7 separate regions of the Homo sapiens genome follow, and regions 1, 2, 4, 5, 6 and 7 are each linked to region 3. A link is a loop called in an ENCODE intact Hi-C map of the cell type or tissue named here. Cell type or tissue: endothelial cell of umbilical vein. All regions are shown on one strand.

Region 1 (4,000 bases), 110 kb after region 3:
AACAATACAATTTAAACTAAACCGGAAACGTAAAATTCAAACTGTAGTTTTCAGAAGGATCCCAGCAAGTGTTTAAATACATACATAAGTGCTTCTTTGTGTATCATTAGTTTGTTTTTCTTAAGTAGGTAATTCCAGTGCAGGTGAGGATGAAGACCTAGCCGATGTGTTTCAAGTTCATAAAAGACCTGTAAAAGTAGCATCGTGTTAAAACTGTAGCAATATTAATCTTGCTAAGTCAATACTGATGTTTGTAAACAATTCCTGTAACCTTGCATTTTATTTTTACAGTATATTAAAACATTACTCTTAACATTCGTCTGTCACTTCCTTCCCACAGGTGACCTATGGCTTTTTCCCCCCTAGAAAGGGCAGATTCTTTGCAAAACCATACTGAGTTGAACAAAACAATTATTAAAATCCTAAGAACAAAACCATGGAGAACATTTCCACCAAAGGGCTAAAACCAAACAGAAAAAGGAATATGTAACACTGTTCTTGCCTTCAAGACATGTACTGTCAGGTTAAACTTAAATCGATTCCACACACCCTTTTCTGGAAAAAAAATAAAACAAAATATTGCTTAAGAAAGCACTCTCCTTGTTTTTCTTTCTCCTGCTCCAGTTTCCAGGAAAACTTAAAAGTGTTATCTTTGTTTTCTCGTTATCATTATTATTGCTGCAAGATTGTTTTCAAAATTTAATCAATATGCTTTGCACACTGCTTTTGTCTTATGCTTTGTCTTGTTCAGTATTTAGTAGAGAGTTCATAATGTCTAAGTATTCGGGTAAAACTGCAAGTCAAAGGATGACAAAGTTTTAAAAATCTGTTTATCTATGGTTTTGTATTTTTCCAAAGAAACTACAATTTTCACCTGATTTCTGCATCCATTTTCATATCGCTTGAACAGGTTATATTTTTCCAACAACAACAAAAAGACCCGTTGCGAACAACTAGAAATATTTGGAAGTTTTGATATTTTGTCTTTCTCTTCTTTTTGATCACGGTAGTGATGGGAGAATAAACTTAAGTCAGAGATATTTACTGAGAGAAAGAGAGTAAGAACACACACAAAGGGAAAGAAAGCAGAAAAAACTTTACAAGTGCAAACTCAGTAGGAAACATTTTAGGAAATAAAAATGTTCCCCCTCTTTCCCTTGTTCAATTTCCATCCCCACAGAGGAAAAACAGAATACTTACAAGTTAGCATCTGCGTATTTATCAGTGTATGTGTGTTTTCTCTCTTCTCTGGGCTTGGATACTTTGAGCTAATTTGGAAGTGCCCGTTTGGTTGCCCACAAAATGATGCTTAAGGGTCTAAAAACGCATAAATTAGGGAGCCCTACAATGGCAAAGGACGGTCATTGTACCTCCTCTCTTTATGCGCTCTTACGGTGGGACCCAAGAGCCTTTTTTTTTTTTTTTAACACTTTAGGTGATGGAGCGAATGAGGGGCTGATAACTGGAGAGGACGAAGCAAGCCCCCGCAACACCCTCCCCCCAAACTTAGCAGCACGTTCCCCATTCCGCAATTATACCGGACTTTGGTGCGAAGTCACTTTAGAAAACTGGGATCTGGAAGGGGCCAGGCGCGGAGTCCATGTCTAGCCTCGACGCCAGCCTCCGAGTTTCTATTTCTGGTGCTCGAGGGCTGGGGTAACGGCCGCGGATGGAGGAGCGAAGGATGGGAAAAGCAAAGGATGGGAAAAGCAAAGATGGGAAAAGCAACGGGGAGTGATCTTTCCAAGAAACACCCAACTGCCCCTTTTACCTTTTTTTGCCTCCATTATGGGGCGGGGGTTGGGGGGGCGAGAGAAAAAGATGTCAATGACCATTGTTTGCTCGTTTGGGATGTTGCTCCGCCCCCCGAGTCTGTCGTAAACCTGGCGCCGGACTAAAATAAACCCCAGATCCCGCAGCCCGGGGGGCTCGCCGAGCCGCCGACTCCTCGTCACAGGCTCAGCTGCCGCGGCCGAGGTGGCGGCGACGAGCGGCCGCCGCGTCCTGCCGGCGCGCGCCCCAGGCCCCCCTACCTGGCTGCCCGCCGAGCCATGTCGTTGAGCCCAAAGCACACGACGCCCTTCTCCGTGTCCGACATCCTGAGCCCCATCGAGGAGACCTACAAGAAGTTCAGCGGCGCCATGGACGGCGCGCCACCCGGCCTGGGGGCGCCCCTGGGGGCCGCGGCCGCCTACCGCGCGCCGCCACCTGGGCCCTCCTCGCAGGCGGCGACCGTGGCGGGCATGCAGCCTTCTCACGCCATGGCGGGTCACAACGCGGCGGCCGCGGCGGCGGCGGCAGCAGCTGCGGCGGCGGCGGCCGCCACCTACCACATGCCGCCCGGCGTCTCGCAGTTCCCGCACGGCGCCATGGGCAGCTACTGCAACGGCGGCCTGGGCAACATGGGCGAGCTGCCCGCCTACACGGACGGCATGCGGGGCGGCGCGGCCACCGGCTGGTACGGCGCCAACCCGGACCCACGCTACTCGTCAAGTGAGAGGGGCCAGGAGCGCGGGGCTGCGGGCGGCTCAGGCGTTTCCCGCCACAGCCGAGGGGCGCGGGGGCGCGGGACGGGGTGCGCGCGGCTTAGGAGGTCCTGGGGCCGAGCGGGCGCGCGGGGCGTCCTGGGACGCGGCCCGGGACGCGCGGGGTTTCTGGGGACCCTGGGCGCGCGGGGGGTCCTGGGACCTGACCGGGAACGCGCGCGGCGTCCTGGGACCCGTTGAGGGCGTGGTGCTCTGGGACCCGCCGAGGGCGCGCGGGGCGTGCTGGGGCCGGAGGCCGCGGCGGTCAGGGGGTCTTGGGATTCAGCGAGGGCCCGGCGGCGTCGCGGCCGCGGCGTGAAGAGAGCGGCGGCTGGACCGGCTCCCGGCGGGCCTGGAGCTCACTCGCCTTCCCCCTTGGGACTCTTCCCCAGTCTCCAGGTTCATGGGGCCGTCGGCGGGCGTGAATGTGGCCGGCATGGGGTCGCTGACCGGCATCGCGGACGCCGCCAAGTCGCTGGGCCCGCTGCACGCGGCGGCGGCGGCAGCCGCTCCGCGAAGGAAGCGCCGCGTGCTCTTCTCGCAGGCGCAGGTCTACGAGCTGGAGCGGCGCTTCAAGCAGCAGAAGTACCTGTCGGCGCCCGAGCGCGAGCACCTGGCCAGCATGATCCACCTGACGCCCACGCAGGTCAAGATCTGGTTCCAGAACCACCGGTACAAGATGAAACGGCAGGCCAAGGACAAGGCGGCGCAGCAGCTGCAGCAGGAGGGCGGCCTGGGCCCGCCGCCGCCTCCGCCGCCGTCCCCGCGCCGCGTGGCGGTGCCTGTGCTGGTCAAGGACGGCAAGCCGTGCCAGAACGGCGCCAGCACGCCCACCCCCGGCCAGGCCGGTCCGCAGCCGCCGGCCCCGACGCCAGCACCTGAGCTGGAGGAGCTGTCGCCCAGCCCACCCGCGCTGCACGGCCCGGGGGGCGGCCTGGCGGCCCTGGACGCGGCCGCCGGGGAGTACAGCGGCGGCGTCCTGGGCGCCAACCTGCTCTATGGCAGGACGTGGTGACAGCGAGGGCGCCCCGGGGCTAGGTCCTGGTGCACCCGAAGGGTCTGCAAGAAACTGCTAGAACGGATGGGGGAGGCATGCGAAAACCGACTCGCGCGTGTAAACTGCGATTCAAAACGAACCGGTCTCAGAGAGGAGCAGGCTGTGAACCTCTTGCTGGGGGCGGGGGACAGCGACAGCCCGGAAACCGAGTAGTGTAACATTATGCCACGAGGCTTTGAGGTGGTGATTTTCTCCTCCTAGAAGTTCTTAAATGACGCGAAAAGGTGGAGAAGTTCACACGGCATTCTTAACTACAGCTCTCAAAGTTGGAAACTTTGTTGGCGTTTGTAACTATAAAAATCAACCCAGCTTTAACAATCAGTCCTTTTTGAAGTGGAATTTATCTTGGGAGATTAATTTTCGAAGGGCCCCCTAAGTGCAATTTCATTAATGTTTGATTGAAAGTAAATTGAAGTGT
Region 2 (4,000 bases), 270 kb after region 3:
TATCCATGCTTACTCACTCAGGAAGCACAATGACTATCCAGCACTGGTGATTAAGAAACCTGCCGCTGGGCATGGTGGCTCGCCTATAATCCCAGCACTTTGGGAGGCCGAGGAGAGTGGATCACCTGAGCTCAGGAGTTCAAGACCAGCCTGGGCAACATGGCGAAACATCATCTCTACCAAAACCACAAAAAATTAGCCAGGCATGGTGGCATGTGCCTGTGGTCTCAGCTACTTGGGAGGCTGAGGTGGGAGGGTTGCTTGAGCCTGGGAGGCAAAGGTTGCAGTGAGCGGAGATCGTGTCACTGTACTCCAGCCTGGGTGACAGAGCGAGACCCTGTCTCTAAATAAATAAATAAATGAAACGAAGCCTGCCCCACTGCGGGAGGGAGGGTACTGGGAAATGGCTTCTAGCCCTGACTACAGATGATAACAGAAATAGCTAGGGGGACCACAGGAAGGGCATGCTGTGCAGCCAGGTCTCCGCTTAGGAAACGTTCAGAAGGTTAAGCCTTGAAAAATCTAGAAGGCCTTAACCAGGTAAAAGAGTGGGGCAAGAGCATTCCAATAAAATCCAGGGACATGAAATAGTGGGTCATACGCGGGCATGACATGCGGTCTGGTTGTTAACTGTTCTTCAGCAGGGGGACAAGGGGAGCTGGCTGGGAAGGGTGTGCAGTGTGCAGACTACCCGTGCTTGACAGAGGTGCAGGCAACAAGGGTCTCCTGAGAGGTGTGTGGCAGCAGAGGTGGGTGTCAGATACTCATTCCTGGCCCAGGGCGGGAGCAGGGGGTGGAATTTGGAGGAAAGAACAGAGGGAAAACCTAATGTTAGTAACACATTGACTCGATTTCATGGTCAATATCTATTTTTTTTTTTTTTTTTTTTTGAGACGGAGTTTTGTTCTGTCACCCAGGCTGGAGTGTAGTGGCACGATCTCGATGCACTGCAACCTCTGCCTCCTGGGTTCAAACGATTCTCCTGCCTCAGCCTCCCGAGTGGCTGGGATTATAGGCGCCTGCCACCATGTCTAGCTAATTTTTGTACTTTTAATAGAGATAGGGTTTTGCCATGTTGGCCATGCTGGTCTCGAACTCCTGACTGCAGGCGGTCCACCCACCTTGGCCTCCCAAAGTACTGGGATTACAGGTGTGAGCCACCGCACCCAGCCATCATTTTTTTTTTTTTTTTTTTAAACAGAGTCTTGCTCCATTGCCCAGATGAGTGCATTGGTGCAATTTCAGCTCACTGCAAGTTCTGCCTCCCAGGTTTATGCGATTCTCCTGCCTCATCCTCCCAAGTAGCTGGGATTACAGGTGCACACCACCACACCTGGCTAATTTTTTTTGTATTTTTAGTAAAGATAGGGATATTCACCATGTTGGCCAGGCTGGTCTTGAACTCCTGACCTCAAGTGATCTGCCTGCCTCGGCCTCCCAAAGTGCTGGGATTACAGGCATGAGCCACTGCGCCTGGCCTGTCATATCATTTTTTTAAAAAAAGAAAAAATAGCCATGGCCCATTAACAAATATACCCAAGTTATTGTGACTCTGAGGCCTCACCAATTGAGTGTGGCAATGAGACTCAGAGGGTCCTGCCAGGAGCACTGTCTATGATGTCCAGGATAAGGAGGAATGGCTCCCGGCAGCAGGAAGTATCCTTCCAGTTCTGGAGTCTTATTAGAAGGCTGAAAATAGCTAATTTATTATAAGACATAGTCTTTAGACTCCAAATTCTAAAATTTGTAATAATTTTTGACTGCTAGTGGAAATCAGTATTACAATTTCTAAAGGAGCAATTTCAGCTTGAACGTTCCTCAAAACAGACATATGTTTCTGAAAAACAGAAGGCAAAAAATAATCCAGAAAGAAAAAAATCCCAATGACTATGCCAACAAATCTCTGTAAACACTAATTTTAGGTTTTAAAGGCCTACCAGTAATTTAACAAAGTCTGAGCGCCCCCTGATGGTTAATCGGGGTTCCTACAGAAGATGCCACTTTCAGCTGCCTGAGGTCAACTTAACTTTTTCTCTTCAAATAATCAAGCGATTGTTCTTATTTGCTTTGTGCAGAAAAAACAACGTATGTAGGCTTGTGATAAGAAACGTGACATATTTAGGAAGCTGCTAATTCAGTGGAATTTAAGAATGGAGATGTGCCAAACCCAAGACAGAGAAGAGTGCTTTTATATAAGAACCTAAAGGACTTTCAGGAAAAACTCATTTTTATTTCACTGGACTATTGGTTCCTTATAATCTTTATGTTATCCTGGGGAAAATGGCACAGTGACCAGGCAAAGACAGAAAATGCCACCGCCATCAGAGCATCAGCTGCAGGCTGGCGCCCTCCACTGGCCGCTCTGGTGGCTGCAAGGCTGGCACAGAATGCCACCCACGGTGGCCCTGCCAGGGTACAGTGGCGGGGTGACTTCTGCTACCTTTCCCCCAGGCAATTATGTTGCAAGCACACACCCTTTCCTTTTGGTAAAACATTATCTGGTCCAACCAGTAAGCTGAAGTTACAAGGCAGGAACCAGTAAGCTAAGGGCAGGCTTTTAAAATATACTCTCCATTGAACAAATGGATCCGGGAGAGTGAAAACCGCTTGCTGGGGAAGGTAAAGCGAGACAATGTTTGCAGAGGAGAGGAAGCTCTGGCATGCACCCCTGAACAAAAGGGAACAAGTGGTCTTTACTTGGAGAACGGCTTCCTATTAGGACTCACTCCTTCGTACATTATGCTTTTCATCCCCACTCAACCACAAAATGATTTTGCTGAAGCAAATACAATGGTAGAAAAAGATTTACACTGAAAGAATCTTTAATAATAAACTGTTGCCAATCTGCCTACTTGCCCGTGATTTATAATACAATAAACATCGGATTCTATTACGGCTCATGCACTGAAGCTGCTGCTCTGAAAAACGGAATATGAAAGCACCCGAACCCCACCACCATCACAATGAAATGAGCATGTATAAATGTGCTAAGAGTATCTCTTTGCATCTTTTATAGCTTGTGTGTATTAATCTGTAACGCTTATTAAGAAAGTCATTGCTATGCAAAGCAGCACCCAATCCCTTTCTCTGGCTTTTCAACAGGAGTGCACTGTTTAGCCAATAGGACGGACCCTCTGGCCCTCATTCTGCATTCATCACAGGCAACATTTGCACAATGTATCTCTCAAAGGCGGCTGAAAAGAAGGCCTTAATACTCATGTAAACAACTGCAAACCAATTACTTAATGAATCAGGCCCACACATAATGAGGTGCAGACAAAGAGCTATAAATGCATTTTTGCGCCCAAGCCGCTGCTTTAAAGTAAAATCCCTCAGCTGTAGTTTGGGCTTAACTAGCACATCATAATTATTGTCTCTAGGACATCAGAGGAAGCCATTTTTTTTTTTTTTTTTTTTTAGGTCCAGTGGGTTTTTTTTTTTTCTTTTTTTGAGGTTGCTCATCAGCTCACTGACAAAATAGAGCAAAGAAGAATTTTAAAAGTGCTACAGCAGCACTGCACTGTTATGTTTATTCTCAAGTACCGGGTTTCGAGACCACTTGTAAAAGCAATAAAGCACAAGGAGTGACTGCAGTAAGTGGGATCCTTAAATGTAAGCCTCTAAGAAATTTCAGTGAATCCAGCACAAACAGCAAAACTGGAGCTCTCCAAAGCCCAGGGTGGCATATGAACAACACCAAGCCCAGCACAAGAACCAAACCGTGACAAACAGCACGCCAAACCCACGCACTCTGGACCCAGACCTTTTCATCACTGGATTATTATCAAGTGCCTAGAACCAAGAGTTCCTTCAAGGCCTTTTTGTGTGGTTTTTTTTTTTGTTTTCTTAAAGGGGATGATGAGATTACTTGTAATTTATTAGGAAATTAATTTCATACGGAAACGATACTAATAACAAAATACCTCTGTCTCAATTTGAAGGAGGAAAATGCTTGATTTTAGTTTAGTAAAATATAGACAAGATGTGAAATTATTAGACT
Region 3 (4,000 bases):
CAGGGGAGGGGGCGTCTAGGCATACCAGATCCTTCTCATTTGGGCTCTCCCCACCCAGAACCAGGAAACCGGGAGCGCGCTTGTGCGCTGCTGAAGTTCCCCTCCCGGTGTTAAGTGGCGGGCGGATTAGATACTGTGCTGGGCGGTATTTCAGGAAATATGTACTTGTGGCTCCCTGAGAGGCCAAGCGCAGTGACACTCTAAACCGTGTCGATATATCATCTTTTATCCAGGATCTGCAAATAAACCCCTGATCCCCCCGGCGCATTATAGCCGCCGCTATCTCGCCAAGGAAGCGATCTGAGTTTTATTGCTTTCACCAACGCCCCGAGACACACACACACACACACACACACACACACACACACACTCCTCTCTCGCACTCTGATTTTTAAAGGCTCTATTTTTTCCCTCCCGAGGCATCGTTATTAATAAAGAGGCGAATAGGCCTCAGCGCCGCCATCCGAGCAAGCGGGGAAATGTGGGCCAGCAGCCCAGGCCCGCGCGCGGATCCCGCGTACGCTCCACGCGCCCCCTCGGGCCGGAGAACCGAGCGTGTGCCGCGTGCTGCCGCCGCCAGGAGGCGCCCGAGCCCAGCGTTCCCGAGCGTCTCTGCGCGCGGGTCCGGGCAGAGCCCGGGAGCCGCCGGAGGCAGCTGCGCATCAGCGGACTCGCGGCCCGGGTCGGAGCCCGGTGAGTGGTGCCAAGAGGTGGCGGCGAGTCGGAACCTTGGGGAGAGCCGCGAGTCAGACGGCGGCGGGTGCCTGGGAGGTGCGAGTCGACCTGTGTTCGGCTGTGGTTTTCCCGCCATGCCTCTTCTCCTCCACGTGCGTACCACCGCCCGTCCCAGCCCCGGTTTCCATCGTGTTTGGGCACAGACCACAGCCGACTGGTCCAGGAGCGCTCTGGCCACTGGGAGGGCCCCACCAGGCGCCAGGGCGCGCTGTCTCCGCGATCTCAGGGCCCCTGGCGGCGTCGGCCGCGCGGGTGGACGCGGAGAGGGCGGTGCTGCGAGGGCCCGGAGAGTGGGTGCCCGCGTGGGGAGGCGGCCCGGGAGCGCGGGAGCGATGCGGAGGAGGGACCCGGTTTGGTTGCAGGTTTCCGGGGCGGGGGTTCCGGGAAGGAGAGACCCTCGCCTTCCGCCCGCCCTGGATCCGGGTCCCGCCGGACCCCCGGCTCCTGCCGTTCGTCGCCTGGAAGCGGGGCAGGCGCACAGTCCAGACGCCAGGGAGAGACGCCTCGCCGACCCAGACCGTGGGGTCAGGGCCCGGGAGGCAAGAACGCCCCACACACAGCAGGGCACCCCAGGCAACCCTCACTCCGTGCTGAGGCCTCGGCTAGGGTGCAAAGGTGTCCGGGAATGGAAGGGACACGAGGGTGTGGACGCCTCGCACTCTACTCACGCCTGGTGCCTTCTGAGAGGCTGGGCGTGGGGCAGAGGGTAGGGGACAAGGGGGTGACATTCCTTAAGGTCCTCCCCCCAACAAAAGTAGGGCCTGCAGTTCCAGCTTGATTCGTTGATTGTTGGGTGGAACCGCCTCACATCAAAGGCATCGTGGCTCCAAACACTGTCCCCTTTACTTTTCTAAGCCCCCGCTTCAAAACCAGCTGTCGGTGGGCCGGTGAGGGCGTCTGCAGTACCCAGGCTTTCCGCGGGGCGGCGCGGTTGGATAAGAAAAGGCTTCCCGGCTGGGGCGCGCAGCGCAGCTCAGACACCTGCGGGACTCGAGATGTCTCCGCGAGGTGTCCTCTACACCAGGGCTGCATTCCCTAAATAATGAAAACTCCCTGCCCTTGCACTTGGTGCCTGGAGTGCGATGAAGAGGCTGAAGGTATCCAGCCCGGCCCTTCTCCCCTCCCTCCTCAGACTGCTGATGTGACATGCGTGTAACTGTCACCCCACACAGGACGTGGAACACTTCCACCACCCCAAAATGTTCTCTTCTAATGGAATAACGTGTTCTGTCCTAACAAAAGAATAGCTCAATACTTAAAGGTATCAATTCAAAGCTGCAGATGAAAAATCTCATCCGCCCTTTGCTGCTTGTTCTCGCCTGTGGTATTTTTACCTTTCTTCATAAAATGATACAAAGAAAGCCCCAGGTCGCTGACCCCAGCCTCTCTCGCACCTGAAGACGATGACCATCACCGCTGCCACGTACTGAGCACCTTCTAGGCCAGGCTGCTTCTCCTCGTCGTCTAATCAGATCATCATAGCCAATCTGTCCTTCTGCAGAGGAGCCTGTTTCAGAGAAGTTAAGCACCCGATCTTATAATCAAGCCAGTGTTCTGACAAAGAAAAGCATTCTGGGAGTGGAGGTGGGATCTACCAGGGCGTCCTCTCCTATTCCAGAAGAGTGGGCAGGGGTGGGGGAGGACAAAGATGCCCTCCCACTCTGCAGAAGGCAGTTAGGTGACTTCTCCACAGGGCAGGGTTCTGCCAGTTCTCCTCTGGCAGCCAGTGCCCAGGTCCCATCCTGGTTGGTGGGGGCTGGGCCAACCCCTTGTCATCCTCGGGGAAGCCTGTATGTACACCAGCACCTCCACTGGGTGCCAAGTGGCCATCTCGGCCAGCGAGTGTCCCCTGAGAACTGAGGGGGAGTAGGCTGAGGGTGCACCTGAGGGGCACGCTCCGGAGCCTGTTCTCACTCCTGGGCCTGGGCCTGGGCCTTCCATGGTTTCGATGACATGAGCAACTCCCCTCTCCCCCCAGGATGATAATGTGTACCAAAAAATAGATTTTTCAGTAGCCAATTGATCTTACTGCTTTAATTAAATGATTACTTTTTTGCCTAATGTGGGGAAAAGGTAAAATAAGTTAACTTGTTCTTCTGTGCATAGTGTTGGGCTCCCTAATCTGAGAGATTTGCAACTTTTTGCTTTGTTTTGTTTCATTTTTTTTCTGAGACAGGATCTCGCTCTGACACCCAGGATGTAGTTCATTGATGCTATCATAGCTCATTGCAGCCTTGAACTCCTGGGCTCAAAAGAGCCTCCTGTCTCAGCCTTCCCAAGAGCTGGGACCACGGGCAGGCACCACCGTGCCCAGCTATTTTTTATTTTTGTGTAGAGATGTGGTCTCACTGTGTTTCCAAGGTTGGTCTCAAACTCCTGGCCTCAAGCTATCCTCCCACCTTGGCCTCCCAAAGCACTGGGATTACAAATGTGAGCCACTGTGTCTAACCACAAGAATTATTAAAAGGAATTTTACTTAAGTATCTACTTCCAGATCTCTCCATGTTTCTTTACTAGCTACAAAATAAAAGAATTACCCCATCAGCCTCTGTAGGGTAAGATGAATTGTGTGGAATGGGTATGAAATGAAGGATAGTTAGATGTAGAAGGTAAAACAAAAGGAATCAGCTTTTTGTGTCTGTGACAGAGGATCTGATACTTGATGGTCTGACCACAAGGCATCGCTCAGAAATCAGCAGTCCTTTTCACCCAGTGAACAGCCAGCTGCTTTGAGCAGAGAGAGCTGTGGTTGGAACTCCTGCTCTGTGACTCAGGGGAGGAGGCAGAGCTTGCCGCAGAATGCAGCCACTGCCCACAGCCCCTGTGCACTCCCTTTTCCCTTGTGCTGGCTTCCCGCTGCCAGCATCTGCAAGTCTCTGCCTGGAGGTGAGCAGGAGGGTGCTGGGCCCATTAGACAGGTGGCTAGGGCTGGGGAGTTCATGGTCTTCACGCAGTTTCAGGTGGAGGTTGCAGGATATATGGCCCAGCTTCCTGGCCCCAGGTGGAACAACCCTGAGACATGTTCGCCATTTCCCACAGGCCCCCAGTGGGACTGAGCCCTAGTTGTCTTCAGTGGCAATCTTCTCATTACCACCTCTCGTGTTGATTCTTTTTCCCTTCACTTTCTCATTTTTCCATTTCCTTGTTGGTCCCCATTAACTACTTGCACATGAATCTTTGTCTCAGGGTCTGCATCTGGGGGACCCCAAAGACACAGACACTTGAGCTGTTACTCTGCCTTTATCTTAGACCTAGCATTGGTCTC
Region 4 (4,000 bases), 670 kb after region 3:
CCCAAGCTGCTTCCACTCATGTTAAAAGGTGAAAGGGAGTCAGTATGCAGAGATCACAGGCAGAGAGGAAGTAATAGACAGAGGAGGAGGTGCCAGGCTCTTTCTAACAACCAGCTCTCATGGGAACTAATAGAGTGAGAACTCACTCACTTGGTTCCAGATAGGACATTAATTCATGAGGGATCTGCTGCCATGACCCAAATGCCTCCCACTAAGCTCCACCTCCAACATTGGATCAAATGTCAACATGAGGTTTGGGGGGAACAAGCATCCAAACTATAGCAGCTCCCAACCCACAATGAGGAGTTCTACCTCAATCCCCAAAGCCCCCACTCCCATCTCCCCCTGTCTTCCTGGAGCTGACTTAGTTGGAACCTTCTGGACCAACTAATAACCTGTGTCATCCCTGTCCTATCATCATGACATTCAGTGGGTCATGGCCCTGTGTAGGAGAATGTCCAGCTCTCTCCAGATCTCACACCAAGGCAGGAGGAAACCACTGCCTGGAGGCCTTGTCCCCCAATGCCACACTAGTGTCAGCAGCAGAGGACCAATGCTCGGGTCCCCACCTCCCAGCCCAGTGTCCTGTGCTGTTAACATTTCTTGCCTGCAAGTGAGAGAATATGGAAAGGGTCTGCCCATCCCAAGCTCTATCTGTGCATCCAGGAAATGTTTTCAAGAGAAAAGTTAGGAGTTGTGATGGTTGATTTTATGTGTCAATTTGGCTGGGCCGTGGTACCTAGGTATTTGGTTAAACACTATTCTAGACATTTCTGTGAAAGTGTTTTTAAACTCAATTAACATTTAGATCAGTGGCCTTTGAGTAACAAAGATTACCCTCCAAAATGTGGGTGGGCTTTATCCAATCAGTTAAAGGACTTAAGAAAAAAAGACTGGTTCTCCAACCAGGAAGGATTCAGCCAGCAGACAGTCTTTGACTCTTCCCTGGGTCTCCAGCTTGGTGACCTACCCTGAAGATGTTAAGCCAATTCCTTAAAATAAATCTCTCTGTATACATGCATCCTATTCTGTTTGTTTTTTTTTTTTTTTCAATCTGGAGAATCTGACTAATCCAGGGGCGGAGACAGTCTGTAGAAAAGCAAGCTCTATCATTTACTCAAGATTATGAGCTAAACAAGTTTAACAACAGTATCTGAAAACTGTAACATTTATAGTACCCTGGGTTAAATACTACTTGTTTTCAGTGGGTTAATGGGAGAAAGAAACAGAAAATGGACCTAAGAGAGGAAGAAGAGAGGAGACAATTTGTACTTTGTATTTTCATATATATTATTCCCAGTTAAAGTGAATTGAAGCTAAGGGACAATAATTAACATTGATAGTCTGGATGATATGATATGTCCAACTTATCATTTCACTTTTATTTCCATTATATGTTTATGCCTTTCTACCAGAATGGCTGTTAAAATGGGATTCTTATGACATTTCCTGAAAGGACTCAATAGTCTTTTACTTACATCTCTCTCTTTTTTTTTTTTTTTTTTTTTTTTAAGATGGAGTCTTGCTCTGTCGCGCAGTCTGGAGTGCAGTGGCACCATCTTAGCTCACTGCAACCTCTGCCTCCTGGGTTCAAGTGATTCTCCTGCCTCAGCCTCCTGAGTACCCGGGATTACAGGCATGCGCCACCACGCCCAGCTAATTTTTGTATTTTTGTAGAGATGTGGTCTCGCGATGTTGGCCAGGCTGGTCTCTAACTCCTGACCTCAGGTGATCCGCCCGTGTCAGCCTCCCAAAGTGCTGGGATTACAGGCATGAGCCACCAAGCCTGGCCTTTTACTTACATCTAAGTAGCCATTTTGCCAAGGACAGGGAGTCAAAGATGAATGTGTTTTTAAAAATCATATGACCCTCATTTTAATTTAAACCATCTAGAAACCAAGATTTCAAGATGAACATAAAAAAATTAATGTAAACTGCCTTTAAATTGAAGATTTTTCCCCCCACTGGGTTACAATAAAGTTCCCATAAGTCTCTGGAGTATAGCAAAAAAACAGCGAGGTTGTCAGCGAGGGGGAGAACTAGAAACTAGAATGAGCTGGTTGAGTCCTCATGAGCCATCGAAGTCCAAAGTTTAGGAATTCAGAGGCCATCGGGGTGACTGCAGTCTCTCACCCCGTGCGCAATGCAGGACGACCACGCTGCTCCGCTGGGCGGCTCTTTCTAAACCTAAGAACCCAGCATACGACGTGGCTCTCTTGATTCCCTTATCAGAAGTCCTTCTGCATGGACAACTGAAAGGCCTTTAAATTCAAAAGCTCTTCAAGGTTAGTAAGTAAACCTGGCCTGTCTTACCCCAAAAGCCCGATCGCTGCGAAGGGGAGATTTTTATTTTCTGGTCCACACCGCCATCTGCTGGCCTCGCCATCTCTAAGTGAAGCACTCGCTGTATTTTCTTCCAGGAAATCCAGTAGATCGTTTAGACTTCATTCTAAAATCCATGTATATTGAAGTGTTGCTTCACGTGTGAAAGTAGCACTTCTCAATATTTACAATAAGAGTAAGAAAAGCACTTGATAAACCAGTTCATTGGACACAAGTTACTTGCGTTGATTGTGAATATGAAACGAAGTAACAGTTAAGGAGCTAAACATAACTAGGTACCTCTGGGCAGCCGGAGTCTCATTTGGATAATTAGTACCTACACTTGTCAGCCGTCTGATTGCCCAGTAATTATAGTTTAAGTTAAACAGGTAAATCTGATGGGTACGTATTTGTTTGTGGACAGGGTTAACAGCCCCGTTGATGAAGCATCCCTGCATCATCCTTCAGGAGCGCCATGGTAATTAATGGGCTCTTATGCGGTTTTTTAAATATGCAAATAAATATTTAACACGAAAATGTCCCTAGATGACAGACAACAGGTTCATGAGAAACAGCGATTTATCATTAGCATGGACTGCTTCAGGGACATTGGTGAATACAGGTAGTCAGGGAACTATCAACGTGTGTTTGAAAAGCCATTCCAGAGGGTTGCAGAACCGGGTGGCTCACTTAGCTGCTATATACATAGCTTGCAAAGCCCTTCAAAGGTTAATCATTCTTATCCTCCCCTTTTAGCCTCAATTGTCCTCTTTTGTCATGACCTCTTTATAAATAAAGGAAAGGAAAATAAGGAAAGATGGGGAGACAGAAGAGGAGAGAAAAGGAAAACGAGAAAACCACACTTAAAGTCCCTGTGGGTAACTGTTGTACAGTTGCATGCATTTAGGTAAAACCCCTAACCAGCTTAATAATCTATTCTGAGACAAACAGGGCAGCTTGGAGAACCCTGCATTTGCTCTTCTAAGAAAAAGAGGCCGGGCGCGGTGGCTCACGCCTGTAATCCCAGCACTTTGGGAGGCCGAGGTGGTCGGATCACGAGGTCAAGAGATCAAGACCATCCTGGCAAACATGGTGAAACCCTGTCTCTACTAAAAATACAAAAATTAGCTGGGCATGGTGGTGCACACCTGTAGTCCCAGCTACTCAGGAGGCTGAGGCGGGAGAATCACTTGAACCCAGGAGGCAGAGGTTGCAGTGAGCCAAGATCACACCACTGCACTCCAGCTTGGCGACAGAGCAAGACTCCGTCTCAAAGAAAAAGAAAAGAAAAGAAGAGAAAAGAAAAGAAATTATCAGTGAACTCATAGCTTCCCATATTCTCTAGCAAACAAAGAACATGTGGGGGATAAAAAGAGGTTTAATGGAGTAAGCACGGCACACTGTCAAATGATCAGCAATCAGATCTTAAGGACAACTCATTCTTCATCAGCTGCACCTAACTCTCTGGGCCCCAGTGATGTGATTGCTAATGGAATAATGCCTATGCAACCCAGCCAAATGAACCCAGAGCCTTCCCCTCTGGCACTAAGATAGGCCACCGTTGGTTTCCGAAATAAGCATGACATCAGCAGTGGCCACCTCCTGCAGTCCAAACCTCAGAGCTCCTTTGGGGAGGAGGCGAGGCGTGCAGGAGAGCCGTGTGGCTCCAGGATGCTAG
Region 5 (4,000 bases), 67 kb before region 3:
CTTCAGGTGCGGACTGCTTAAATAAATAACACCTCATCCACATAATGGAATGCCAGGCAGAGAGAATGAAGAAATCTGTTTCTTCCTAATGACATAATCTCCCATTATTTAATGAAGAAAAGGGGCAGGCTATGTATGTCAGGTACAATTATTGGTGGTTTTTGAAGGGAAAATGAGAAAGAGAAAGAAACTTTTTTTTTTCTTTTTGCTTATGCATGTACTATCTGTGGAAGGATACAGAAGACGCTGATTACTTTAGTTGGCTCTGCTGGGGAGAACGGAGCGGCTGGAAGACAGAAGAATAAGGAAGATGAGATCTAACACCTTTCTGTTGTTGTCGAATTTTGAACCAGATAGAAGTTTTATCTATTTTCTAAATAAATACAAAAACAAAAACCCCAGGCCCTGAATACAGCTTTAGGTGAAAACGGTGTTCCCAATTCCCACTCCTCACCCATACCCAGCCTCCTATCTCCCTCTCAGCCACGCCATCCCACACTTCCCACTCCTCATCCATATCCAGCCTCCTATCTCCCTCTCAGCCACGCCATCCCACACTTCCCACTCCTCATCCATACCCAGCCTCCTATCTCCCTCTCAGCCACGCCATCCCACTCCTGTCCAGCCTTTTCCTTCCATTCCAATTTTATAAAACTTCCCTTCACCTCACTCCTTTGGCGGGATGATTTTTAACACTTCACAGTTTTACAAGCTTTTGCATTTCAGATTTGAGTCTCTGACTTAAATGAAAAGCTGGAAGTGTTTCTTATAGAAAAACTCACATATATGTACAAAGTATTCTTGCAATGGAAGAAAAATGAAAGGCATCTAAATGTCCATCTGTAGGGGAGAAAAATCAAACAAATCAGATTATTTCCACACTGCACAACAGCATGCAGCGGTAAAACAGTCAGATCACTTTGTGTTTAAAAACCTCAGGCCGGGTGTGTGGCTCACACCTGTAATTCAAGCACTTTGGGAGGCCAAGACAGGAGGATTGCTTGAACCCAGTAGTTCAAGACTAGCCTGAGCATCGCAGGGAGATCCTGTCTCTACAAAAAATTAGCCAGGCATGGCAACTTGCACCTGTAGTCCTAGCTACTTCGGAGGCTCAGGTGGGGGGATCCCTTGAGCCCAGGAGTTCGGGGCTGCAGTGAACTGTGCCATTGCACTCCAGCCTGGGCAACAGAGCAAGACCCTGTCTCAAAAATAAATAAATAAAAATAAAAATAAACCTTATACAATATATTTTCAGACTTTATATAGTACATAAAAATATATTATCAATATAAGCATAAACTTTATATAAACATATTGTATAAAGCATAGAATTAAATGTATTATATTTTTATATATTTATATAAAGTTTTAAAATATTTTTACATTTGTAAATATAAAATATATACACATATATGCCATACAAAATATATTTTATGCTTATTTATAAGTCATACACTTCATATGTGCACATGTAATGTATATTTCTACATGTCTACATCTCTGTGTAACATATAGAAACGAATATATAATATACATATATATCATTTGTAAATGCATAGGAAAGGAATGTAAATGTTCTCTAGGGGTGTAGTAAGATCGGGATGATAAAAGGAAATGCAGGAAAGCTTGAGATTGTTACTGTATGAACCTGCATGGGCTTGTGTGATGTTTTTAAACAATAAAAATTATTAACCATCTTTTGGTGCCTGGCATGACAAGTATCTGCCACTAGAGGGCACTGGAGATCGCTAAATATTTCCCAGGATTATCTTTGAGGGAGGGGGCGCGGGTGCAGGGGATTTGAAGGAAGCCCCTTTACCTCTTTATAAGGGTCCCTTTTTCACGCTGGGGGACTGGGCCCTGAACCTGAACTTTCAGTGAGGGTAAAGCTTGGCTGGAAGCCCGCAACCCTTCTCTCTCCACTCCCTCAAATAGGCCCCTGCAGCCATTTGGGGTGGGAGTCCTTTATCCAGCCCACCCCATTTTGCCCACCAGTTTCGCCCACCAGCCCTGGTCTGCGGGACGCTGCTCCGGTGTGGAAGGTGGAACTGGCATCGAGTGCATTTCAGTGAGCTCACCTTCACTCCTTATTCCACATGGGTGTTCAACGGGGAGCCCTGAGACATTGGAAGGGGCCGTTTGTGATTGCTCAATTATAGTGGAGACATCTTCGCATTTGGGGGAGGAAGAGGGAAGCTAGAATTTCTGAAATGCTCAAAATTCAGCCTGAAATGCATGTCGGTGAACAACCAGTTGCTAATTACCTACCCTAGGCCCTAACTCTCTGACACGTAATCATAGAGCATTATCGCCTGGTTTAGTATGAGCGGAATATGCAGGAACCCAGAGTCAGTCAACGTGTGTTGTTGTGCCTAGAAATTTACTGAGCGTTTTTCACCAGTATGGAAAACCACGGCACCATGACGCCAAGCCGGTAGTGTCTGAGTCACTGGTCCTGTGCTCCAGGCTTGGCCTGGCTCTGGGGTTGTCGGGATCACATTCTTACAAGACAAACACCTGGATACTTTATTACGTCTTCTAGAGAGCTTGTGCCCAAGCATTTACCTATCGAATATGTGTGTGTGTGTGTGTGTGTGTGTGTGTGTGTGTGTTTACCAAAAGTTACCTTTTTCAACTTCTCTTTTGTTTCTCCTTTATATTACAGAAAGAACTTTTTGTAATGATGCATGTAAGTAGATTATACAATCTGTGAATTTCATTTCAAGATAGGACAGGAAGCGTTACAAAATATTCGTGGTCTCCAAAGTGATTCTGACACCTCATGATGACTAAGACCTTTGGTTGCCGTTGCCTCAAATAATTTCCTCCTAGAGCAGCAGTTCTTCACCTCGGCTACACATTGAACTATGTGGGAAGCTATTAAAAATACAGATGCCTGAACCCCACAGCCTTCATTATCTTGTGAGCATCTGGGCCAAGTTCAGTGCTGGTGCTCTTGTTCAGATGGATGTAGCTGGTGGTGCAGAGATCCATGAGCTTGCTTTTATGGGACTTTCTGCTGTTGTTGATCTGGGATGCAGTCAGGATACTAGGGCTTTTTTAAAGCTCCCCAGTTGACTCTAATGCAGCCAAATTTGAGAACCATTCTCTGCTCAATACCTTCAAAAATGGAAAACTAACAACCTCTCACTCAGTGCCACCCCAGGTATGACGTGCAGAACAGCAGCATCAGCATACCTGGGAGCTTGTTAGAAATTCAGAGTTTAGGATCTATCTCAGACCAGCTAAATCCAGATCTTGGGAAGTGGGGCCCAGGTACTTGTATTCCACTCCACGCCTCCACAACATTGGCTTACTTTTAATTTAGCTTTAAATTACAATTTTAAAATGGAATTAACCAGAAGGCAAGGGTATACGGGAAATTTTTTTTAACACTTCTCATGTAAACTCAAGTCTTTTATTCCTTTTTCAGGGGTAAAGCAGGCTTTTCCATTTACAAGGTTATTCATGAGTTGCAAAAATTCCCTCCCTTCCTCCATGCTTTTGTAATTCCTACATTCCGCCATTTAGTCTTGGTGGCCACAATCAAACAGAAATCATGAGGGCCCTTTCCTCTTGCATCCGTAGTGGCAACCTTTGCAGCAGACAGTAACTGCTCCAGATCTGTCAAATAAACGCAAGTATCTGTATTTCTAAATCACCTCTCAGTAATACTTTTGCATACTGGAGTTTTCACTTTGGCATGCCCTAATCCTTACACAAGCACGAATTCCTCTAAATCCCAGCCTGAATTTGTTTAACTTACCAGAGAAGGCTTGCCCATTGAAGATTGGTTCTTCAGCCACTGCTTTTCATTCTCATACCAAACAAGTGCATTTTTAAGAACTCGCGAGAGTCTTGCTACTCTTCAACAGAGAAAGTCATCTCCAAATTAATCCACAGTCAGGAGCACCTCGTGCTGCTTTTATATATCATTAAAGTCCTGTAAAAGCAAGCTCACGGATCTCTGCACCACCAGCTAAATCTATCTGAACGAGAG
Region 6 (4,000 bases), 410 kb after region 3:
ATGAAGAAATATGTTGGGGAGTGGGGCTGGGTGAAGAATGACCTGAAGGGGAAGAGAAGACCTGGGTGCTGGGAGGGGCTGGATGGGGATAGGGAGCTGTGTTTTTAAAGATCATGGATTGAAATTGAGTGACAATTCGCGCATGGAAATATCTGCAAGGAAGGCTCACAGTTGCCACTTGAAAGGAACCAAGGTAGGTGGGCTACAGGGAGACCAACTTTCCACTGTGCTGTTTCTTGAATCTTTCACTTTTCTCCCCACGTGCGCAGGTGTTGTTTATTTCAAATATAAATACATAAAAATAAATTGCGTTTACCAGAAAGCAGGGTAAATTATTTTGGCTGGATATTGTCCTGCCTGGCTCGGGGCTATCCTCCTCCTGACCACTGTCCTTCCTATCTTCACCTTCAGCCAGTGCACTCGCATCCTGAAAGCAACTTCCCAGAAAGCACAGGTTTATCCAAAACCATGGAGAGGGCACACATCCTTTCACAGATTTAGCCAAAGCACTGAGTTGGCCCAAACTGGAAAGGAGGCACTTGTAGAATGAGGCTGCTGTGTTGTTAAAACAGGCCTGAATTTAAACACTTACCCCTTGCTCTTCTTGTCTCTACACTAAAGATTTCATGGCTGCGATTATGTTCTTTTATCTTTCTGTTACCCAGAGCAGAACCTGTTCCTGATAAAAAGCCTAGAAAGGAACCATTTGATCTTGAATGAGACTCGGGATGCTCTAATTCGTGCAACCTGCACATTGCAGCTCTGTTTACTCCAAGCCTGTGTTTACCCTGGAATTGTTCTGCACCCTCTGCAATATAATAGGATGTTCGAGGAGGATCTTTATCTCTCTGTCTATACATTCCCACATGTTTGATGTATACACCTCACCCATTCAATATTCTACTTTCTATTTCCTATACTGCTGACAATCTAAGTACTTGAAGCCACTGAAAACTACCTAGAAGTTCTGAGGAGTGTCAAAGCAGTAACATGCTAGAGCTTTGTCCTGGTACTCTAATGAGCCCAGGTAGCATTGAGCTTTAAATACAGGCAAGCCCTTCAGACTACAGGTTTAAATATACAACTTTACAATGAATACAATGCTTGCCTGGGCTCAATTGAAGAATTACTTTTCCAGAAAAGAAGTCATTGTGTCACAAGAGTATGACAATAGCATTTCTACCGGGCACATTCATTTCTATTTTCAACATTTTCTTCTTGCATTTCATTAGTTTTTTTCCCCATAGAGCTATAGACACTGCTGGGCCATGCAGGCTTTTATACATATAAAAATGATCTCTGCTATTTATGATTGGGGGTCTCTGTCTGCATCCTATTATTAATTTCTGACTTTGATTCAGACTCCTCTAGTCAGCAGAGTGATTTGAAAACATTTCTTTTCTTAAATGGAACATTTTCAATCCTTTGGGGAACCATGCTAATTTTAAACACCAACATATTCAGTTTCTTAATCTGCAGCCACTGGTGTTGCTCATTTTTATATACAGAACCTATCCCCTTTGGCGCTAGTTCATTTATGCTTGATATTTATCTTCTTTACATTTGTTTGACTATTTTTCAAGGCAGTATATGGGCAGGAAATGGCTACTAAACAAGAAGGCAGGGAGCTTGTATTATATTTTTGACTATGTCAGTAAAGCTACAGAACATGGAAATGTTGAGAATTTTTTTTTAAACTAATGAGCCCTCTCCAGAAAAGCCGTCTGGATACCATTAAAGTTGATGAGTTTGGAAGGCTTATCCTGATAAATGCTTGGCTTTTTTGGTGATTAGACACATATTTTCAACACAGTCTACTAACTGAGACTGAGGTTTGCATTTGGAGAGAGGTTTGTTGAGCATAACAGGAAATTGTTGGGGGGAAAAATCCAAAGTACCACTTTACTGTATAGGGTTCAAATCAGAGGTAACTGCTACTCTTGTTCACTTGCACAAAAATATTAGAAATATAATAATGAGTTGTGTCCAATAACTTAAATGAAATAAACCTTGGTAATTTTCAACCTACATGTAAAAAAATATACACCTTATATCTTGGGAAAAGTTAAAGAATGGTTAAGGCAGAATAACGATTTTAAAATTTAGTACAATCTCTATGGAGCATAAAGGATTTTTTTTTTAAATTGACATAAAAGAACAGTGCAGAGCCATTTAACAAATTTTTCCAATAAACAATTCATTTGCTTTCATTGCCCCCTTTTTTTAATGACCATTTGTACATTGGCCAACTTAACCCCAAATCCAGTCAAAAAGTGAATTTGAAAAATTCAGGTTAGCATGTAAAAGTTATGAATAGGATCCGCTTAGATAAACCTGTCACCTTTCATTTTCTTCTATTTTAATGTATAAATGAGCTGTGCTGGGTGGGCTTAACCTTCTAGCATTTCCATCTGTGATACAGAGTTCCAAAAGAAACAGCTTTGTCGGCCTGTGGATAATTGGAAGCTACAGAAGCAAGTTCAGGTTCTTCAGAGATGACTGCAAAATATCTCTGATATCCATAGATTTCAGCTAGCCCCGTGGTTCTTTCCTCTCCCTCTCCTGGCTAGGATTCCAATCCGACAGGTTGAGTGTCACATAGGGGTGCCCTTCCCATCATTGTTGATTTGTGTGGTTTGTATGGTTTCTAAGACATTGTTTTGGTGTTTGTCAGTAAAGTAACAGGTGCATCTAAAAATCTGTACCACGGGGCTACATGGGCTAGCAGTGAGGCTGGCTGGCTCTGTTTGAAAGCATAGGGCCTTATGCTATTTGCTTTGGCCACAAAGTCCAATCTAGCAACCTCATGTAGGCTGAGCCTGAGAGGGCCTCCAACGGCTTATTCTGCTTTGCTGCTTCTGTGATGAGGGGAGATGAACCTTGCAGAATACCAGACTCTTCAGCATGACATTTGAGCCCTGTTGCAGTCTGGCTGGAATCCAAGTGAGGGGAGTAAGGAAAAAAATAGTGTGCAGAAAGGCTTATAGTTCCACTTGTCCACTAACTAGCTATAGGCACTTTGGCAACAAACTAATCTTCCAGGGTCGGAGACTCCTGTCTGCCACTCGTCATCATTTATTCTATTCTCACTGGGCACACGGCTGACCAGCTGAACTACATTTCCCAGCCTCCCTTGCAGCGACACGAGGACCATGTGACTAAACATTCGCCAGTGGCATGCAAGTAGAAGTGATGTGCGTAATTGTCATCTCATACTTGCACCTCCCTGTTCCTTCTTGCTGGCTGGGAATTACACTAATGAGAGTCATGTACTGAGGAAGGCAACGGTTCCCCAATGGCTGGGTCCTGAGATGACTTCCAGGAGCAGAATCTGCCCTCCCATCCTGGACTGCTTATATGGCGATAATAAATTTCTGTTTTGTTTGAAGAACTGCAAATTTTGGTTCATTTTGTTATAGCACCCGTTCAAAGTAATCCCCGTCCTGGCTTTATTTTTCTTAACTGCAAAATGAAAGCATCTTAGTTTGGGTTTCTCCAAAAGCAAGCAATGTATTACCGAAAGGTGATCTCTGGAAACACCAGTAAGGGAATGAAGTTGAGAGACAGAGAAGGGAAGGCAACCATCAAGGTGTATTATAAAGCAGGTTACCATTGTGGGCACCTGGAATTTAATTCTACTGTGAGCTCTGGGAAACGATGTAGCACATACTTGAGCTGGAATATGTATAGACCAATTCCATCAGTCACTGGCTGAGGGCTACTCTGCTGGCATTATTTCCTCAGCACTTCTGGCCTGTTGCATAAGCAGAGTGAGCTTCAGGGGCCAAGAAAAAGTTCCCAGGCAATGAAACACAGGTGCTGGTGGTTGGTCATTGAGCTGGTACACGCTGATGTAGACAGGTAAGGAGCTATCAACACTGACAGCATCTCCTATGGAGGGCATCACATGGACTGCCTTAAAGATCTCCTTCCCACAATAAAGCTATTTGGGCCAGATTTATTGATCTATATTCTTCTAGTTGCTAACCTGAAATGCTTG
Region 7 (4,000 bases), 640 kb after region 3:
GGAGTTCTGAGAGAACTAGGCAAGTGGCTTCCCACACAGAATGATGTCTTACTGAAACTCATTTCTATTGAGTCATTTAAAGGTACAATCTGGCCAGGCATGGTGGCTCACACCTGTAATCCCAGCACTTCAGGAGGACAAGGCGGATGGACCACTTCAAGCCAGGAGTTTGAGACCAGTCTGGCCAACATGGCAAAACCCTCTCTCTACTAAAAATGCAAAAATTAGCCTGGCGTGGTGGTGCACACCTGTAATCCCAGCTGCTCAGGAGGCTGAGGCAGGAGAATCACTTCAATCTGGGAGGCAGAGTTTGCAGTGAGTGGAGATCGCACCACTGTACTCCAGCCTGGGCTATAGAGAGAGACTTCATCTAAAAAAAAAAAAAAGTACAATCTTAAAATTCTTAGGACTAGAGGCCAAAAGATGGTGTCTTTTTTTTTTAGTGCTTCTTTTCACTCCTCAATATATTTCTATGCCAAAGACTAAGAATATTTGCCCAAATTTTGCCAGCTCCATCTCTTCCCTCCTCTTCAAGAACTCTCTCTAGAGGAAGTGAGCTAAGTTCTCCAGAGCTTTCTTTCACGGGATATGGAGAAAACACATAACATCAACCACCTTTGGTGCAGGAAGAAAACTAATTAGATGGGCAATGCTGTAAGCCATATCTATTTGTTTTAGATTTTCTTCAGTCTAAAAGAGTTGAGCCTGAAATGGATAAATGTGTCATTTCCCTTGAATGTGAGTGAGTATTAGAGACTCATTCTCCTAGACCCATTGAGTACTCTGTAATTCAAGGGCTTTTTCTTTATTCCTCCAATAAAAATGTCTTGAGGTTTTCTGGAAGTGGAGACCGAAAACACATGAGGGCTTCCTCTCACTGGTTTTGACTCTGATTTTTCAAAGAAGTTGGGTGCACCAGAGATAGAGATGTGGACAAAGTGGTCAGACACACACATCGTTCACTCCGTAATGCACACTAACACACTCATAGTGATTCCGTGAGCTCTTATTTTCTGCATTTGAACATTTCTTTCTTGCTGTATTATGCTTCTACGCCTCTGTTATTAGATGCACCTGCTCATACAAGTTTGCTATCATTTATCTCACTTACAGTAACATCGAGCACACCATTAGTGTTGCTTAGAATTACCCCAGCTCCAATGAAGATGCCTTAATAGTTTTGAAGGAACGCCACCCAAATTACAGTGTGTGGGTGAGAGAGTTCACCAGTCTATAAATGTGAAGATCTTCAAGCATTGTGCTACATTCTCTTTTATTCATTTTCTCTGAAGCAGGTTAAACCTCTTGAATTAAGATCTATGCTCAGATGCCAATGGAAATGGAGTGTGTTCAGAAACTGATGTTTACTTGAATGTGTTTATTGCTTAAGTGTCATTTCTGCCTTCATCCCTTTCATTGTCTTTTTGAGCTTTGAGAAAGGAATCCAGTATTTCCAGTTTTTTCTTTATCATTTCTCCCAAATATGTGCTATTTGAGTTGTTATGGCTGAGAGCTATAATAACTTTCTTTTTTTTAATTGCCCTACTAAATTTTAAAAATAATAGTTAAGGAAGCTTTAGTTGATTTCAATTAAGAGATGCTATGTAATGCAATTAAGAAATGCTGTATAAATTGCCTTCCATTCCAACAGTGAAAAGAATTCATGTTGCTTTTTAGGATTCTACATGCCTCTTTAAGTCCATGTACAGCCTAACGCCACAGTCATTCCCTTCCTAATTTCTATCTTGCAGAGGCAGGAGAGAATCATGGCCAATGGCAGTATTGCAAGCATTGCTGTGCTTGTGCGCCCCCTGCTGGCTTAGTTTTTGCTAACAGCTGTTGAGGGGCTAGATCCCAGAGGAAACGGGTACTTACTTTGGTTGAAATCAGCAGAAAAGAATGACGATGACTAACTTGTCTTCTACTGTCTAAGCTTTCAGGAGCTTAGACCGTCGCCCAAATGGGCAAGAGTGCATATTTTTAGCAATGTCTTGCTTTTCTCATGACTGTCCCAGGAAGTTAGTTCCTTATGCTTTTAAAGCACCTGTCAACAGCACTGTCTTAACCTTTATCGTAGAAAACGGATGCTCCAGGCAGGACCCTTGGGCATGAGGAAGGGGTGTGTGTGTGTGTGTTTGTGTGTGTGTGTGTGTGTGTGCGATTTTGTCCCGTTGTCCCATTTCCATCAAGTCCTCCATTTTTAAAAATATAAGCAACTGACATTTTCTCAGCCTTCTAAGAGGTGAAATAGACATGTGGCTTCAAGGTCCCCACCTCACTACCAGCCGCTTCCAACCCAACAACGGTTTCTACATAGAAACTCTGGGCCACCCACCCGGCTTACAGTGTGCTGAAACGTATCTGTTTAACTGTCCACTGTTACATAATGGAAATGTTACCAAATGGTGATTCTGAAATTTTCCTGTGCCTCCAAAACATAGCTTATTTTCCATTCTCTGACAACCAGCCAATCCCCTAGGCATTACCATCCCCCTGTAGGTAGCCAGCTGAAGCCCAAGCTGTGTTCATCTCTGGATTGCAACATCCCTGAACACGACTGACGAGTGATGGGGCTGACCTCCCAGGCACATGTTAGAATGGATAGTGTAAATCAACGCTTCTTTGGGACCAAGATCTCAGACTGTCACAATAGGAAAACAGAGAGAATCTCCTTGGATTGGTGCAGAGCAAACATGGCTGTGGTTCTTGGCCAGCGCAGGCTGCCCTGAAGCAGTAGTGCCCTGTACACTGGCGGGATGTGGTGCTCTTCCCCATCTCTGCCACAGCCAGACCCAGTCCATGCTACACTGTCTCTCCTGTGCCCTCACAGCAGCCTCCCAGCACTTCTTCCCATTTCCATTTGTCCTTCTTACAATCCGCTCTTCCACCCTGAGTCAGAGTATTCTCCCAAATCCCAAACTGATCCAGCTTGCCCTTTGGATTAAAACTTTTCAGGGATGGACACAGTGGCTCACGCCTGTAATCCCAGCATTTTGGGAGGCCAAGGTGGGAGAATCACTTGAGGTCAGGAGTTTGAGACTAGCCTGGCCAACATGGTGAAACCCAATCTCTACTAAAAATACAAAAATTAGCTGGGCATGGTGGCGTGTGCCTATAATCCCAGCTACTCAGGAGGCTGAGGCAGGAGAATTGCTTGAATCTGGGAGGTGGAGGTTGCAGTGAGCTGAGATTGTGCCACTGCACTCCAGCCTGGGCAACAGAGCAAGACTTCATCTCAAAAAAAAACAAACAACAACAACAAAACTTTTCAAAGATTTTCTGTTGCTTGTTGAAAAACAACTAAAATCCTCAGCTTAGCTTACCAGGCCAGTGGGACCTCTCATCTATCCTTCCAATCAACCTTAGGTCTGAAGAGCCTCCTCTGTTTGCATTGTGAATTTTGTGTGTGCATCCAACATTGAACTTTAAGCTCTATAAGGACAGAGCAGGAGCCAGTCATTGTATCCATGGTGCCTAGTGCAGAGCCTGGTATACAGTGGGTTATCCATGGTTCTGACTATTTGCTGAATCAATATGTGAATAACTTGGGTGGCAGCATGGAGAGTTTCAGCAGCAGTGAGAGGCAGTGCCAATAAAGAGGAATACTAGTCCCTTTAGGGCTAACAGGAAAGAGCTCCTTGGTGACAGTAGCTTGCCTCCCTACTCACACTGCTGCATCAGCAGCAAAATAATCAACCACAGACATCTCCAAGTGGAGCCAGAAGATGACAGGCACCATGCTTTAACTGGGAGATCTCGTTGGTGAGCAGAGCTGAGATGCCTCCCGCTCAGGTGCTGAGAAATGTTGGGAGGACCAGAGTTCCAGAAAGTTCCCTGCCCAGGGATAGAGCTCAAAGAAATATGTTTTCTTTTCTCATTATCACTTGTTAAGGTTTTAGGAGTAGGCATATAAAATTAGCAAGCAACAGGTATATTTCTGGTAATAGAACACAGAAAGAGAAGTAGAACATAGGAGAGAATAGAAGAACATAGAAGGGAA

Evidence for each region. A loop is a pair of places that touch in the nucleus more often than their neighbours do. Peaks named below come from ENCODE experiments on the same cell type or tissue, not always from the same donor. Only the 100,000 strongest peaks of a DNase experiment are listed, where the experiment ranks them.
Region 1: a loop joins it to region 3, with 3 times the contacts of the local background. A loop is called at or near these places in 18 of 110 quality-filtered maps.
Region 2: a loop joins it to region 3, with 21 times the contacts of the local background. A loop is called at or near these places in 105 of 110 quality-filtered maps.
Region 4: a loop joins it to region 3, with 17 times the contacts of the local background. A loop is called at or near these places in 58 of 110 quality-filtered maps.
Region 5: it touches region 3 in a loop (20-fold over the local background); 11 of 110 quality-filtered maps call a loop at or near these places.
Region 6: it touches region 3 in a loop (3-fold over the local background); 15 of 110 quality-filtered maps call a loop at or near these places.
Region 7: it touches region 3 in a loop (20-fold over the local background); 92 of 110 quality-filtered maps call a loop at or near these places.

The regions. Positions count from the first base shown.
Region 1 is chr20:21,395,451-21,399,450 of GRCh38, reverse strand. NKX2-4 (NK2 homeobox 4) reads left to right here and starts at 1,925. Exons shown (of 2, transcript NM_033176.2): 1 at 1,925-2,493; 2 at 2,918-4,000. The coding sequence starts at 2,052. The coding sequence ends at 3,540. LOC105372558 (a long non-coding RNA gene) reads right to left here and starts at 1,517. Exons shown (of 4, transcript XR_001754528.1): 1 at 875-1,517; 2 at 85-188. In endothelial cell of umbilical vein, no CTCF peak of the experiment used is centred here; no DNase peak of the experiment used is centred here; H3K27me3 peaks cover 2,636 bases.
Region 2 is chr20:21,234,192-21,238,191 of GRCh38, reverse strand. All of the region lies in intron 11 of KIZ (kizuna centrosomal protein), which reads right to left. Among named protein-coding and RNA genes, the nearest start is that of KIZ-AS1, 18 kb to the right of the region's middle. RefSeq lists an enhancer at 1,598-4,000. In endothelial cell of umbilical vein, CTCF peaks have their summits at 2,041 and 2,355 (motif pointing left); a DNase peak (open chromatin) is centred at 2,021.
Region 3 is chr20:21,503,036-21,507,035 of GRCh38, reverse strand. LOC112268271 (translation initiation factor IF-2) reads left to right here and starts at 631. Exons shown (of 6, transcript NR_171654.1): 1 at 631-827. RefSeq lists enhancers at 799-868, 1,294-1,794 and silencers at 1,616-1,665, 3,344-3,473. In endothelial cell of umbilical vein, CTCF peaks have their summits at 564 (motif pointing right) and 1,626; a DNase peak (open chromatin) is centred at 1,665; H3K4me3 peaks cover 396 bases; H3K27me3 peaks cover 961 bases.
Region 4 is chr20:20,836,035-20,840,034 of GRCh38, reverse strand. No RefSeq gene overlaps it. Among named protein-coding and RNA genes, the nearest start is that of RALGAPA2, 130 kb to the right of the region's middle. In endothelial cell of umbilical vein, a CTCF peak has its summit at 2,383 (motif pointing left); a DNase peak (open chromatin) is centred at 2,344.
Region 5 is chr20:21,570,015-21,574,014 of GRCh38, reverse strand. It overlaps LINC01727 (long intergenic non-protein coding RNA 1727), which reads right to left and starts at 3,991. Exons shown (of 4, transcript NR_109880.1): 1 at 3,767-3,991. In endothelial cell of umbilical vein, a CTCF peak has its summit at 1,736 (motif pointing right); no DNase peak of the experiment used is centred here.
Region 6 is chr20:21,095,606-21,099,605 of GRCh38, reverse strand. The region is part of intron 1 of LINC00237 (long intergenic non-protein coding RNA 237); the gene reads left to right. Among named protein-coding and RNA genes, the nearest start is that of LINC00237, 8.8 kb to the left of the region's middle. RefSeq lists an enhancer at 3,024-3,318. In endothelial cell of umbilical vein, no CTCF peak of the experiment used is centred here; no DNase peak of the experiment used is centred here; H3K27me3 peaks cover 1,803 bases.
Region 7 is chr20:20,858,192-20,862,191 of GRCh38, reverse strand. No RefSeq gene overlaps it. Among named protein-coding and RNA genes, the nearest start is that of LINC03083, 110 kb to the left of the region's middle. In endothelial cell of umbilical vein, a CTCF peak has its summit at 1,808 (motif pointing left); a DNase peak (open chromatin) is centred at 1,801; H3K27me3 peaks cover 317 bases.